Linked DNA regions of Homo sapiens: region 1 is linked to region 2. A link is an interaction called in ENCODE POLR2A ChIA-PET data of the cell type or tissue named here. Cell type or tissue: Panc1. All regions are shown on one strand. Each heading gives the region's core, and the rest is flanking DNA. Links, peaks and the distances in the headings are about the cores only.

Region 1 (4,394 bases), core at 308-4,307, 130 kb after region 2:
TAAAAATGTTCATAGCCTTTTATCTTATAATCTTACTTCCAGAAATCAATCTGAAGAAAGTAATTCTAAATGTCATTACAGATTTAGGCATGAGGATGCTTATCATTGAGTTGTATAACTACAAAAACTGGAAGCAACTTACACTTCCAGAACAGAGGAATGGTGAAGAAGTCATGGCATGTTGAAATGATGAAATATTGTGTTAACAAATGGTGTTCGACAGTTTGAAATAGAGACTTAGAGAACACTTATTTCGAAAAATGGTAAGTCAAGAATATGAGACACAAAATTAGGCCGAGCGTGGTGGCTCAAGCCTGTAATCCCAGCACTTTGGGAGGCTGAGGCGGGCGGATCACCTGAGGTCAGGAATTTGAGAACAGCCTGGCTAACATGGCAAAACCCCGCCTCCACTAAAAATGCAAAAATTAGCTGGGTGTGGTGGTGCATGCCTGTAATCCCAGCTACTTGGGAGGCTGAGACAGGAGAATCCCTTGAACCCATGAGGCAGAGGTTGTAGTGATCTGAGATCTTGCCACTGCACTCCAGCCTGGGCAACAGAGTGAGACTCCGTCTCAAAACACACAAAAAACAAGAAAAAAAAGAAAAAGAAAAAAGAAAACTCACAGGGCAGGAGACCCTACCAGGAAGATAATTGTGGGGCTCCCCTAGAAGCTCTTCACCCGTATGGGTAACCCTGAAGAGATGGAACATGTGCACACTCATTAGTGGATCCATGACCTGCCAAAGTGGCCCAGGCAGAAGGTGCTCTGCTGTGCTTGTCACTAAATTTAGACTACAGGTGGCAGGAAGGGCACAGGAGGAAGGATTAAAGATCCAAGAGGGCGGCTGCTTAGGACGTTTTAGGAACCTAAATCTGGGTTGTGCTGTTGAGTGGAAACACCAGTTCCAGACATCCCAGCCAGCTGGTGTGGCACTGTTTGTCCTGAGAACTGGAGGTGAACACTCCCTTGTCCACACAAATACCCAGCCTGCGCACCACCAGCAGGAGTCTGCTGAGACCAGGAGCCAACTGGCCAGGCAACCCCACTAGAGACTCTCGGAGTGCTCTGCTTGCTCTTGTAGGCTGGCTGATCCCAGCTGCTGGGAAGTCAGATCCCACGGGCAGACGTTGCAGGCAGCCTGGACAAAGCCTGGGAAACACCTAAGAGAACTTCCCTTCATTCAAACATCTGGCATAGAGGTGAAGTGTGAGGGCTCTGGAGTGAGAGCCCTCACACTATTGTCTTCCAGCTCTTCTACTAACAAGGCTGGAGGATAAACCTTAGATAAGCTGCTTGATTGCCTCACTTTCCCCAGTTAGCATGGAACCTTGGACCTGACATATGGTGGATGCTTGACAAATGCTGTCGAATGAAGGACAAAGAGTAGGATAGGGTGGGCCTCATCAAGCAGACCCCTGAGGTAGGTTCACAGGGGCTTCTCCCCTTTGGGAAGAGACACATGGTGTGTCATGCATGGTTCCCTGCTCTCCCACACCCCTTCACCGCTCAACTAAGAGGGAATCTCCTTCTATCCATGCAGGCATGTTTCTGGCTTTCCTCTTGGTGGGCAGGCACACATCCACAATCTAGGCCACAATTAGGCATGGCTCAGTTTTGTCAGGGTTTGGGGCTGCAGAGTCCTCACCATCGGTTGGTGGGAGCTTCTTTCCTACATCGGTCTCACAATCTTGCTTCCTCTAACATATTTCCATCTTAGCCACAATGTTATTATATTATCTTTAAGAATGTAGGAAAACCCTCCCCGCTAATTCCCACCACCCCTACTCTGCCTCTGGTCACAGGCGATGGAGTCCAGGCTTGAGCCAAATGTAACCAGCCCGCAAGGGTCAAGAGGGCCCCAGGGGGGCTTAAACATACAAGGAAAAAATAAGAGCACACCAAGGCCCTCCCAAGGGGCAGCCGAGAGAATGTTGAAGCCCACGCAGAAGTTCTTTAACAATTGAGAGGGGGTGGGAGAGCCTCCCTCAAGGGTGACTGAGAAGGATAAATAGGAAAACCAGCATTCAAAGGAGAGGATGAGGGAATGGAGGCTATCCCCAAACACCCAGGGTGAGTGGTTACACGAGATCTCACAGTTCACCCACAGCTCTCTCTCATTCTAAATCTCTCTGTGACCTCTGAAGCTACAAGTTTCTCTACTTTTAACCTCTTGAGCAGAGACAGAGGCATGTCAGGCGTGAACCACAGTAACCAGCTCACGATGGAAATTCAAGGAGAGGGAAACATCTCACAAATTGCTGCCCGGGCTTTGTGGGTGGAGGGGCTGAGGGAGGGTGGGGATGGGAGATGGGGTTTATCCACCAGCTGATCAAGCCTACCAGCAGCAAGTCCTCCGGGTGTTGGGGATTTGGGGGCTTCTTCCCAGGCCAGTGTAGCTAATTTAAGTCATCTGTGTGCCGAAATTCAGTTAAAATGGAGTTTTAGCAGAATTCTTCATGTGGATGCTGTGGTTAAACAGAAATTCCTTTTCAATGATGTTTGAACAGTGAGTCAAAATAAGGCCAGTAATAAGCTAGTGATGAGTAACTCCAGGACAGAGCAAGACCTGGGTGGAGAGGATGTTTATATGGAGCACACGGGCCAAAGTAGAAGGGAAATGATTCCTTCTCCAGGTCTCTTAGCAGGAGGTGGCCTCCTGCTCTCCTCCCACCCACCCCTGTTCTATAGGGATTATTGTTTCCTTACAGAATTCCTGAGCCTGACTGAACTTCAATGATCATAGTCAAGGATCTGTCTTTTTCAACATAAAATTTCTTTTATCGCTTTTTCTTATTAAAAAGTACCACTGCTCCACAGGCGCGGTGGCTCATGCCTGTAATCCCAGCACTTTGGGAGGCCGAGGTAGGTGGATCACTTGAGGTCAGGAATTCAAGACCAGCCTGGACAACATGGTGAAAGCCCATCTCTATTAATAATACAAAAAATTAGCTGGGGGTGGTGGTGCGCACCTGTAATCTCAGCTACTCGGGAGGAGAGAATCTCTTGAACCTGGGAGGCAGAGGTTGCAGTGAGCTGAGATTGAACCACTGCACTCCAGCCTGGGCTACAGAGGAAGACTTCATCTCAAAAAAAAAAAAAAAAAAAAAAAAAAAAAAAAAAAGGATTACTGCTCATTACAGAAAAATCAGAAAATACTAATACAAGTAAAAAGAAGAAATGTTAAAGTATTCATAATCTCTCTTAAACATCACTATTAATGCCACTTTAGATTATTAGTATGCCTTCCTAGGTAAACATATATATATGTAACATATTTGGGTATATATAAAATATATGATACACACAAATGCACTTTTTTCCAAGAAAAACAGGTCTGTCCTGTAGTATGGCTTTGTGCTGTATTTCTCCTCTTTTACCTAACATTTCCTGTGGCTGTAGATACATTTGACAGCATCATTTAGTGGCTGCATATTTTCCTACCACCTGAAGTACTAAGTTGATTTAGCCAGTTCCCTGTTGTTGGACACTTAGGTTGTTGCAACTTTTTCTCGATTATAATTGTAATGAACATCCATGCAGCTAAATCTTTGCATAAATTATTTTTTTTCATGCCTCAGGTTTATTTGTACAAATAGCACAGGAGGACACCAGCCCCATGCCGATGGCAGCCCGGGGGGGTCGCACCAGTCCTTCTGTCCTCACGTTGGCAGACAGAGATCTCTACTCTGAAGCCTTTGTAGGGGGACTGGGCACCTTTGGGAGCCTGAGCTGGAACTGAAGCCGGAGCTGCAGCCTGGGCCTTGGTTTGATCCTTGGCCTTGGCCTTTGGCCGGCACAGCCTGAGCGCCTTGGCAATGCGGGCACAAGCATGCTTCCCAAGCTTGGGGTAGCCAGTGTAGGCAAGCTGATTGAGCTTGCGGCTGACACCCTTTGGGATCTTGGGCTTAACCTCCTTGGGCTTTACGAGGGCCTTGATAGCCTTGGCACGTGCACTCATGGCCTTGGCACTGTTGGCCTGCATCTTCTTTAGGCCCTTCTTGCTGTGCTTCTTGGCAAAGGGCATGTTCCTCAGGAATTTGGGATCCACCCCCTTTAGAGACACCGATCTTTGTGACTGAGGTTTCTTGATACCATTTCTGTGCCGTTTTTGGAACTGGTCATGTGTGTTGTGGTTCTTGGACTTGGCCATGTCTGCACCGTAAGCCATGGCTCCCAAAGCTCCTAGAACCAGAAGAGCTTGCATAAATTCTTAACCCTTTCATTGGATAAATTCCCAGAAGTTAAATTGCTAAAGCTCCTTCATATTTATATGTTGGGAAAAATAAACCCAGACATTGGCCTAAAACACTGAATTAACACTAAAAGGTTACCACCCTTCAGTGGGGAGTTGGACAACCCATGCCAATGAGCTCCAGGGGCCGTGCTATTTGC
Region 2 (4,394 bases), core at 122-4,121:
ATCGCCAAGTCAATCCTAAGTCAAAAGAACAAAGCTGGAGGCATCATGCTACCTAACTTCAAACTATACTACAAGGCTACAGTAACCAAAACAGCATGCTACTGGTACCAAAACAGAGATACAGACCAATGGAACAGAACAGAGCCCTCAGAAATAATGCCACATATCTACAACTATCTGATCTTTGACAAACCTGACAAAAACAAGAAATGGGGAAACCATTCCCTATTTAATAAATGGTGCTGGGAAAACTGGCTAGCCATACGCAGAAAGCTGAAACTGGATCCCTTCCTTACACCTTATACAAAAATTAATTCAAGATGGATTAAAGACTTAAATGTTATACCTAAAACCATAAAAACCCTAGAAGAAAACCTAGGCAATACCATTCAGGACATAGGCATGGGCAAGGACTTCATGTCTAAAACACCAAAAGCAATGGCAACAAAAGCCAAAATTGACAAATGGGATCTAATTAAACTAAAGAGCTTCTGCACAGCAAAAGAAACTACCATCAGAGTGAACAGGCAACCTACAGAATGGGAGAACATTTTTGCAATCCACTCATCTGACAAAGGGCTAATATCCAGAATCTACAATGAACTCAAACACATTTACAAGAAAAAAACAACCCCATCAACAAGTGGGCGAAGGATATGAACAGACACTTCTCAAAAGAAGACATTTATGCAGCCAAAAGACACATGAAAAAATGCTCATCATCACTGGCCGTCAGAGAAATGCAAATCAAAACCACAGTGAGATACCATCTCACACCAGTTAGAATGGCAATCATTAAAAAGTCAGGAAACAACAGGTGCTGGAGAGGATGTGGAGAAATAGGAACACTTTTACACTGTTGGTGGGACTGTAAACTAGTTCAACTATTGTGGAAGTCAGTGTGGCGATTCCTCAGGGATCTCAAAGTAGAAATACCATTTGACCCAGCCATCCCATTACTGGGTATATACCCAAAGGATTATAGATCATGCTGCTATAAAGACACATGCTGCTATAAAGACACATATGTTTATTGCGGCACTGTTCACAATAGCAAGGACTTGGAACCAACCCAAATGTCCAACAATGATAGACTGGATTAAGAAAATGTGGCACATATACACCATGGAATACTATGCAGTGATAAAAAAGGATGAGTTCATGTCCTTTGTAGGGACATGGATGAAGCTGGAAACCATCATTCTCAGCAAACTATCGCAACGACAAAAAACCAAACACTGCATGTTCTCACTCATAGGTGGGAACTGAACAGTGAGAACACATGGACACAGGAAGGGGAACATCACACACTGGGGCCTGTTGTGGGGTGGGGGGAGGGGGGAGGGATAGCATTAGGTGATATATCTAATGTTAAATGACGAGTTAATGGGTGCAGCACACCAACATGGTCCATGTATACATATGTAACAAACCTGCACGTTGTGCACATGTACCCTAGAACTTAAAGTATAATAAAAATAATAATAAATGTAAACAAGTAATCAGTTATTATTCTATTTTCTTGATGAGAAAACCAAGAGTTAAAGGGAATGTTCCTTGCCACTTCCTTGTAAGTGGCAGGACTTAGACCAGACCTTCCAACATTAGCTTCTAAATCCAGGCACTTATCCTTCTATATAAGGTATAAAACCATAGGAATGCCTCTTTATTCACAAAGATAAAAGATTATTTTAAAACCTCCTTTAGTTTAGTGGACCAATATTTTAGAGAGCACCCTGCAATGAGAAAGATGCTGGATTTGGAGTCAGCCAGTTCCAGGTTTATACCCCAGCTGAATGACCCCAGGCATCAAATATGTTATTCTTTGTTTCCTTAAGAATTAAATGGAGGGAATAAATCTGCTTTGTGAGATCATGATGAAGATAAAGTTTATAGATAAAGTACGTAAAATGTTTAATATGGTGCCTGGTGTATAGTAGGCATCAAATAAGTATTATTACACCACCAGTATAGGTAACTTTTCGCATATAAAAATAATTATATTCTTGGATCCGAACATAGCTACAGAGCACTTTAATTTCTAAATGAGCCTTACAAACTAACTACAGGGAGCCAGCACATATTCCTGCAAAGCCCCGTGTGCCTGGTTACTCACGGCCAGCTGTTGCTCCAGAGATTTCACTTGGTGCTGCAGAGTGTCAATCAGCTGGCTCTGCCTCTTGGTGGGGTTCCCACTTGTGTAGGTGAGTTGGGAAAGGCCATTGAGTGCCTGTTTTAATCTTTCCACATCATTAAGCAGTTCAGTTATCTTTAAAAAAATGTTGTAGGAGAAATATATTATTCACTTATCATGTACAATGAACATCTTTGTACAGAAATCATTCCTTTTTGGAGACAGAAGCTTTATCTTTATACACCAGAAAATTGAGGTATGAATATTGCCAAGACTGTTACCAAGGATGTATACAATATGTAATTTATAATTAAATCCCTCTCCAGAAATTATTTACAAAAGCAATACCAAATTAAGAATAAATATTACATATATCCTAAGATGTGAGTATAAACATAGTCTTACTTTTAGCTAATATATAAGCATCTACGAAGGCACATGAACTATCTTCCAGGTAACATATGGAACACAGGAAGGGAAGGGGGATTCCCAGCAACAAAGTGTGAAAAGTAAAAGGGTGTGGCCCGTGTAAGTCTAGGATTAACATATGTTCCTTTTTCCTTTCAAGAGTTGTATTATTTAAGACCACTTTGTTGTAGAGAGAAAAAAAACAAGGAGGCTTGTTTATAGGAATAGGAAGTGCCTAGAAACATAGCATTTTTCCACCCTGCTTTAAAGTCAGACAGAGTCAACTTGTATGAGCTTGGCTAATTTACTTTTCTGAGCCTTAGATTCCACATTGGTGAAAGGTGGACAATCTTTCAGAGTTAAGAAAATCAGGTTGGGCACAGTGGCTCACACCTATAGTCCCAACACTTTGGGAGGCTAAGGCAGGAAGATTGTTTAAACTCAGGAATTCAAGACCAGCCTGGGCAATAGAGCAAGATACCATCTCCTCCCCCACAAAATTTTTTATTGAAAAATAATAATAGAAAAAAAACAAAGAAAATGAAATGCAATTACATGCACCCGCTCAATAAATGGCAACAAGTAGATATTAATAATTAACTCTTATATATTACTATATATATTCATAGGTACCTTCTGAACAAGCTTAGAGCATTTAAATTCTCAATCACAGAGATGGTGTGCCAGAGGACAGTATGTACAAGTACTTTCCACTGGGGAGGGCAGTCTGTGTCTGTGTTTACTCCACTGTATCCCCAGCACATGACATGCAGAAGGCATTTAATCATTACATGTTGAATGGATAAAACTGCAGCCAATCTTTATATGTCATATCCATAGTAAAAACTTTATGCAACATCAGTGTCAAAAATATTGTTGAGTACCTATTCTGTAAATTGTACCATGAGAATTAAAGCTAAGATGGAAAGTTAAGTTATAAACCCTGCTCATAAAAACTGATTGGGAAGATCAACTACATAATTCTAACAAGGTAATATAAATGTTTTAAATGGATGGCAAAGCCACAGTAAAACATCCACCTTAGAGGAGGAACTGTTTACTATAGACTAGATTGGACAGTGAGGGCTTTAAGAAGGAGGATAACATGTTAATGAATGTATAGGATTCAACTCAGTAGAAAGGAGGGAAAGGACATTCTGGGTGAGGGGATGTAGACTTTCTAGTCTGTAGAAAGACATGAGCAACAGAACATAAAATGAATTGGAGGGCTCAGTTTACTACTATGGGTGAGTACCGAGATCAACTCTAGATGCTCCCCAGTGTTCTTGGTTTCTTGCAGCCCAGAAAGAGAGCTTCCCCACCACCCTCTTCCCCATCTTTCATATGCCACAAACCCACTGGCTTTTGACTCTTCATGTATGAGACAAGTGAGCCTTAAGTCTCCCCATCGTTCCTGAATTCTTGGCTAGAACAGCTAAAGAAACAGAAGGAAAAATGCTTTTGACTTTTGTGTTACTTCACTTTTTTTTTCAATTCGGAATTTTTGCACGCAAGTTGCTAAACTGGAAAGGGTCACTTTGTTAATACCTGTGTCTACTTTCCTGTGAGATTCTGTGGTAAAGAGCACTGCTCTGGGGTTTCCAACACATAGCCGTGCAGACTACTTTGTACCTACCTTATTATCTTTTGCTTCTATTTGTTTAGCAGATTCTTGTATTCTTCTTTGTAACTCTGTGATTGTTGTTAAGGACTTATCACATCGTTCCTTCTGATCCTTAATTTCTTGCTCAATGCTGAAATGCAGTAATTCCTTCTCATCTTTTGCAGATATTTCCTTCTTTTTGGCATGCAAAACTTCCTCACATACTTCCTCATACTTTCTATTCAGATT

Evidence for each region. ChIA-PET counts read pairs that join two places held together with the same protein. Peaks named below come from ENCODE experiments on the same cell type or tissue, not always from the same donor. Only the 100,000 strongest peaks of a DNase experiment are listed, where the experiment ranks them.
Region 1: POLR2A ChIA-PET joins it to region 2 with 13 read pairs; 3 of 35 experiments call an interaction of 5 or more read pairs at or near these places.

The regions. Positions count from the first base shown.
Region 1 is chr15:70,792,948-70,797,341 of GRCh38, forward strand. It overlaps the pseudogene RPL29P30. Among named protein-coding and RNA genes, the nearest start is that of UACA, 32 kb to the left of the region's middle. In Panc1, for the core only: no CTCF peak of the experiment used is centred there; a DNase peak (open chromatin) is centred at 2,554; H3K4me3 peaks cover 269 bases; H3K27ac peaks cover 4,000 bases.
Region 2 is chr15:70,662,546-70,666,939 of GRCh38, forward strand. It overlaps UACA (uveal autoantigen with coiled-coil domains and ankyrin repeats), which reads right to left. Exons shown (of 19, transcript NM_018003.4): 16 at 4,179-4,394; 17 at 2,117-2,269. Among named protein-coding and RNA genes, the nearest start is that of SALRNA2, 29 kb to the left of the region's middle. In Panc1, for the core only: no CTCF peak of the experiment used is centred there; no DNase peak of the experiment used is centred there; H3K27ac peaks cover 92 bases.